2 separate regions of the Homo sapiens genome follow, and region 1 is linked to region 2. A link is an interaction called in ENCODE POLR2A ChIA-PET data of the cell type or tissue named here. Cell type or tissue: HepG2. All regions are shown on one strand.

Region 1 (2,500 bases), 410 kb after region 2:
GGCGTCAGGTGGTGGGACCAATGGAAAGACACCTCTGTGTTGTACGAATGACCAGCACAATGCCAGGACATAGTAGGTGCTTAAAAAATAGATTGACTGGAAGCCTGAGTGAAGCCATGGAGATGATGGTGTGCTTTGCTTCTCACTTCTTCCTCTGGGCAGCTCACATCTGGGGATGAACTTGGTCTGAGGAAGAACCCTGCGTTCCAGTCCTGGTCCTCTTTGAACTAGGCCCTTTTCCTCACTGACCTTTAGATTCTCCATTGTGAGATGAGGTTGTTGGACTCACTGATCCTCTCGTCTCTTCCCACTCTGCTGGAGCTCTGAGATGTCTGGTAACCTTTTTATCAGGGCCATGGAAGGTTACATCCTTCACATCTGAGCAGCCTTTAACAGTTCATTGATAATACTGAAACCACCTAACATTTACTGAGTGTTTACTGTGTACCCAGCACTGTGTTGAGTGCTTTCCCTGTGCAATATTATTTAGCTCTCACAGAGGCCCAATGGGCAAAGTCCTATTATTTCACCTCCATTTTATTTTATTTTATTATTATTTTTGAGCCAGAGTTTTGCTCTGTCGCCCAGGCTGGAGTGCAGTGGTGCAAAGATCTTGGCTCACTGCAATTTCTGCCTCCTGGGTTCAAGTGATTCTCCTGCCTTAGCCTCCTAAGTAGCTGGGACTACAGGCGCCCACCACCACACCTGGCTAACTTTTTTTTTTTTTTTTTTTTTTTTGACAGAGTCTCACTCTGTTGCCCAGGTTGGAGTGCAATGGCATGATCTTGGCTCACTGAAACCTCTGCCTTCCAGGTTCAAGCAATTCTCCTCCCTCAGCCTCCCAAGTAGCTGGGATTACGGGCGCCTGCCACCATGCCTGGCTAATTATTTGTATTTTTAGTAGAGACGGGATTCTCCATGTTGGTCAGGCTGGTCACGAACTCCTGACCTCAGGTGATTCCCCCGCCTCAGCCTCCCAAAGTGCTGGGATTATAGGTGTAAGCAACTGTGCCCTGCCTAACTTTTGTATTTTTTGTAGAGATGGGGTTCCACCATGTTGGCCACGCTGGTTTCGCACTGCTGACCTCAGGTGATCTGCCTGCCTCGGCCTCCCAAAGTGCTGGGATTACAGGCATGAGCCATCGTTCCCGGCTCACCTCCATTTTATAGATGAGGACAGAGAGGGGAAGTAACCTACTTGAGATCACACAACCAGAAAGGGTGGCACTTGCCTCAATCCTGGTAGTCCTTTCTGCTTTGGAAGGTGCAAGATACCTGAGTGATGGTGGTGGCTAAATGGAGCATATTTGGTCAAGTGGGATATGCATTGTTGGAGGTGATGCTTAACTGCTATATGCATTACAAGCTTGGGCTGTGGGTCCTAGTGACAGCCTAGGTTCAATGCCAAGCAAATGCCCAACATTGGCTGGGAGGGCTGGTTAACGTCCAGCATCCAAATCTCTTGGTCTCACTCGATGCCACACCTCTTGCCTGCCCCCATGAGGCAAAAACTGGTGATTCACAGGTCACTTGCCGATGCTCTAAAAAAGAGCCTTTGTTTTTGTTTTTGAGACGGAGTATCGCTCTGTTGCCCAGGCTGGAGTGCAGTGGTGTAATCTTGGCTCACTGCGGTCCCCTTCTCCCGGGTTCAAGCGATTCTCCTGCCTCAGACTTCTGAGTAGCTGGGATTACAGGCACCTGCCAACATGCCCAGCTAATTTTGTATTTTTATTAGAGATGGGGTTTCACCATGTTGGTCAGGCTGGTTTGGAACTCCTGACCTCAGGTGATCCGCCCACCTTGGCCTCCTGAAGTGCTAGGATTACAGGCATGAGCCATCGCCTGTATTTTTAATAGACTAATTTTTGTATTTTTTTTTTTTTTGGGACAGAGTCTTCTCTGTTGCCAGGCTGGATGGAGTGCAGTGGTACAATCTCAGCTCACTGCAACCTCCGCCTCCTAGGTTCAGGCAATTCTCCTGCCTCAGCCTCCTGAGTAGCTGGGACTACAGGTGCACGCCGCCATGCCTGACTAATTTTTTTTTTTTTTGTATTTTAGCAGAGACGGGGGTTCACCATGTTGCCCAGGCTGGTCTTGAACTCTTGAGCTCAGGCATTCTGCCTGCCTCGGCCTCCCAAAGTGCTAGGATTACAGGCATGAGCCACCGCGCCCGGCTGTATTTTTACTAGAGACAGGGTTTCACCACATTGGCCAGGCTGATCTCAAACTCCTGACCTCAAGATCCACCCACCTTGGGCTCCCAAAGTGCTGGGATTACAGGGGTGAGCCACCATGCCCGGCCCGGAAGGGCCTTCTGTGAGTGTGAAGGTGAAGTAGTATTAGTCCTTCTAGAGACTCATAGAACCTTAGATTCCCAGCCTGATCCCAGACATTACCTGAAACGTGTGTATATGTTTCTAAGTGTGCGCACGTGTAGATGACATGTAAATGCAAGTGCTTGTATGTATATATGAGAGCATTTGCATGTATGAGTATAGAT
Region 2 (2,500 bases):
AGATGCCTTCCAGCATCTGCGCTGCTTGCCTGGATGCAGGATCAGGGGAGCAGCTAAAAACCATTATTCAGTTCTGGCCTCTGATCCAAGGAATCAAAACAGAAAAATGTCCAGTACCTTCTACAAAACAGCCTGTGGCTGACCTCGACTTTTACAATAAGCAGGCAGGTACCTAAGCTATTAACAGATAAGATGAAGGCTGAGCTACTCCATCTTTTTATGCAGTGAAACTGCTTGGAGCAACACCTGGCTGTCTGAAGGTAAGGTTACTGTAATGTGGCACTTGTTGACTAACAGAATGTTACAGCAGAGAAATCTCAGCACTCATTTAATCCATCTTCCCATTTTGTTGTTGACAAAACAAAGGCCCAGAGGTAGGAAGGCCCTTACTTGTCCAAAGACATACAGTGACAGAGTCTGAACTACTGTGCAGCGTCTCAAAGTCTTAGGGGTCTGCCAGACCAATCTGGGTGATGGAGGGGGCACCCAGGGGTAGGACAGCTAACAGGAGGCCAGGAGCTCAGGAAAGGGGGAGGAGAGTAAGAGTTCATTCTCAGAGTTTTGGGAATGGGATAGTAGATCAAGTCTGGGCTGAACTTGAAATGTATGGCCTCAGAAATACAGGTCACTGTCATCAACCAAAAAGAATAACTAGCTTTCTCTTAAACCAAAGATAAACATGAAAGGAAGATTAAACAATCCCAAAGATCACAACTAACTGAGTTAGCCAGCTAGCCAGCTGGGAGTGAAATGCACAATATTAGCCAAGGACCTGATTAATAAATGAGGCTGGGTCAAGCTACTTTAAGCAAAGAGGATTTGCCTGCTTACCTTTGACATGCAACCTGAGATACTCTGAAAACAGAAAAATTGCTGTTCTGCCTCTACCAAGCTGCCCAGAATGGCTGGACTTCAAATAAAGCAGAAGGGGAATTGGGAGAACAAACAAGAGAAAGGGTAGTGACCGATGGACTTCCTTATAAGGGAACAGTCCCCAGATACACCTCATTCCCTCAAGCAGTAATGGACAGACAACCTAACCAATGGGAAGCTTCACCTGGGTGCTGTAGGGAGATAGCTGCTGGTCCCAGCAAACTGCTCTCTAGAGACAGAAAGTATCCATTTGGTATGTGTCTCGCTAAATTCAAACTAACACAGATTCCTCAGCTTGGCATCCAGGGCCCCTCAGGGAGGCCGCAACCCATACTCTCACCCCACCTGAGCCACCACTACCCCTCATCTATACCCCATAACCCCTCAACCCTCCCACATACAAACACAGCATATGCTAATCTCTGTACCTTGGGTCCCACAGTCTCCTCGGCCTCGAATGGTCCTACCAGCCTCCTCCTTCCCAAATCCCATTCATCAAGTCCCAGCTCAGAATCCCTGCCATCCCCCTGGTGCTACCCTAGAGTCTCCCAGCTGGAATTCACTTCTTCCTCCTTCCTTCTCCTACCATACTTTGACTGAATACCAATGGTAGGCGTGCCTTATTTTACGGAGAGTTATGCACTGTCTTTCTCTACAGCCCTCACCAGACAGGGAGTTCCTGGAGGGTAAGAACTATGACCCACACCATCCCTTCAAATTGAGTCTCTCACAGTAAACACTCAAAATATTTGCCAAACTGGGTGGAACTTAACAACCTTTTTTCCTTTTCCCACCATCACCTGATAAAACCAAACAGCTCCACCCTAGGATGCCAAGCAGGGGTCCAAGCTCCTAAACCTGGAAGGAGCTGGCTCTTTTTCAGAGACCCTTTGTGTGGGCTTGGCCTCTCTGCCTCTTACCTCTGAAATAAGAACAATGGTTCTTGTCAGAGAAGCTCAGTGCTTTGAGATGAGAGGTTCTGCAAACACAGATTCCCAAGTTCAAGGCCATTATTTTATACTCCCCTTAGACCCATGCACCATTTACCAACTAATGCTAGAAACTTAAAGCTTGTTTCCAGCCAAATACCTCTTCTTTTATCACAAATGCCCTAGTGTATAGCTGTTGAGAGAGCAGCACTGAGCACTCTGGGTAGCCTGTTGGCTTTTTATTTCCAGAGTGTGGAGATTTCCATCTCAAGTGTGAAGACAGCTCATGGTTTCAGGAAAAGCCCAGAGTTTCAGACCTGCTGTTCTCTCAAGTCTCCTGGTATAATGTGTCAATCAGTTCCCAACCTATGGACTGTGAGCTCATAGGGTTCACAGTGGTCACTCCAGCGCTCTGTGAATGTGCCCAACTGTGCCCTGCCTGTGCACTAAATGATGAATATATCACACAATAATAAAAACAACTACCATGTGACCATCTACCATTTACGCAGACACAATCCTAGGGAAGAAAGACGGTGGGTATATAGTGAATATCGGTTGAAGGGAATTAATATCTGATCTTCTCAATTAACGGGTATTAAAAGTACAACTATTATCATACACCCATTCTTGATATTTTTTGAAATTAGAAAAGGTTTCTTCAACCTGAAAAGACTAGGGACTATGGGTTGATCAGA

The links. Peaks named below come from ENCODE experiments on the same cell type or tissue, not always from the same donor. Only the 100,000 strongest peaks of a DNase experiment are listed, where the experiment ranks them.
Region 1: POLR2A ChIA-PET joins it to region 2 with 5 read pairs; 2 of 35 experiments call an interaction of 5 or more read pairs at or near these places.

Annotation. Positions count from the first base shown.
Region 1 is chr20:33,415,177-33,417,676 of GRCh38, reverse strand. The region is part of intron 3 of SNTA1 (syntrophin alpha 1); the gene reads left to right. Among named protein-coding and RNA genes, the nearest start is that of CDK5RAP1, 15 kb to the right of the region's middle. In HepG2, a CTCF peak has its summit at 1,494; a DNase peak (open chromatin) is centred at 1,496.
Region 2 is chr20:33,825,121-33,827,620 of GRCh38, reverse strand. The region is part of intron 1 of CHMP4B (charged multivesicular body protein 4B); the gene reads right to left. Among named protein-coding and RNA genes, the nearest start is that of CHMP4B, 15 kb to the right of the region's middle. In HepG2, no CTCF peak of the experiment used is centred here; DNase peaks (open chromatin) are centred at 1,000, 1,870 and 2,140.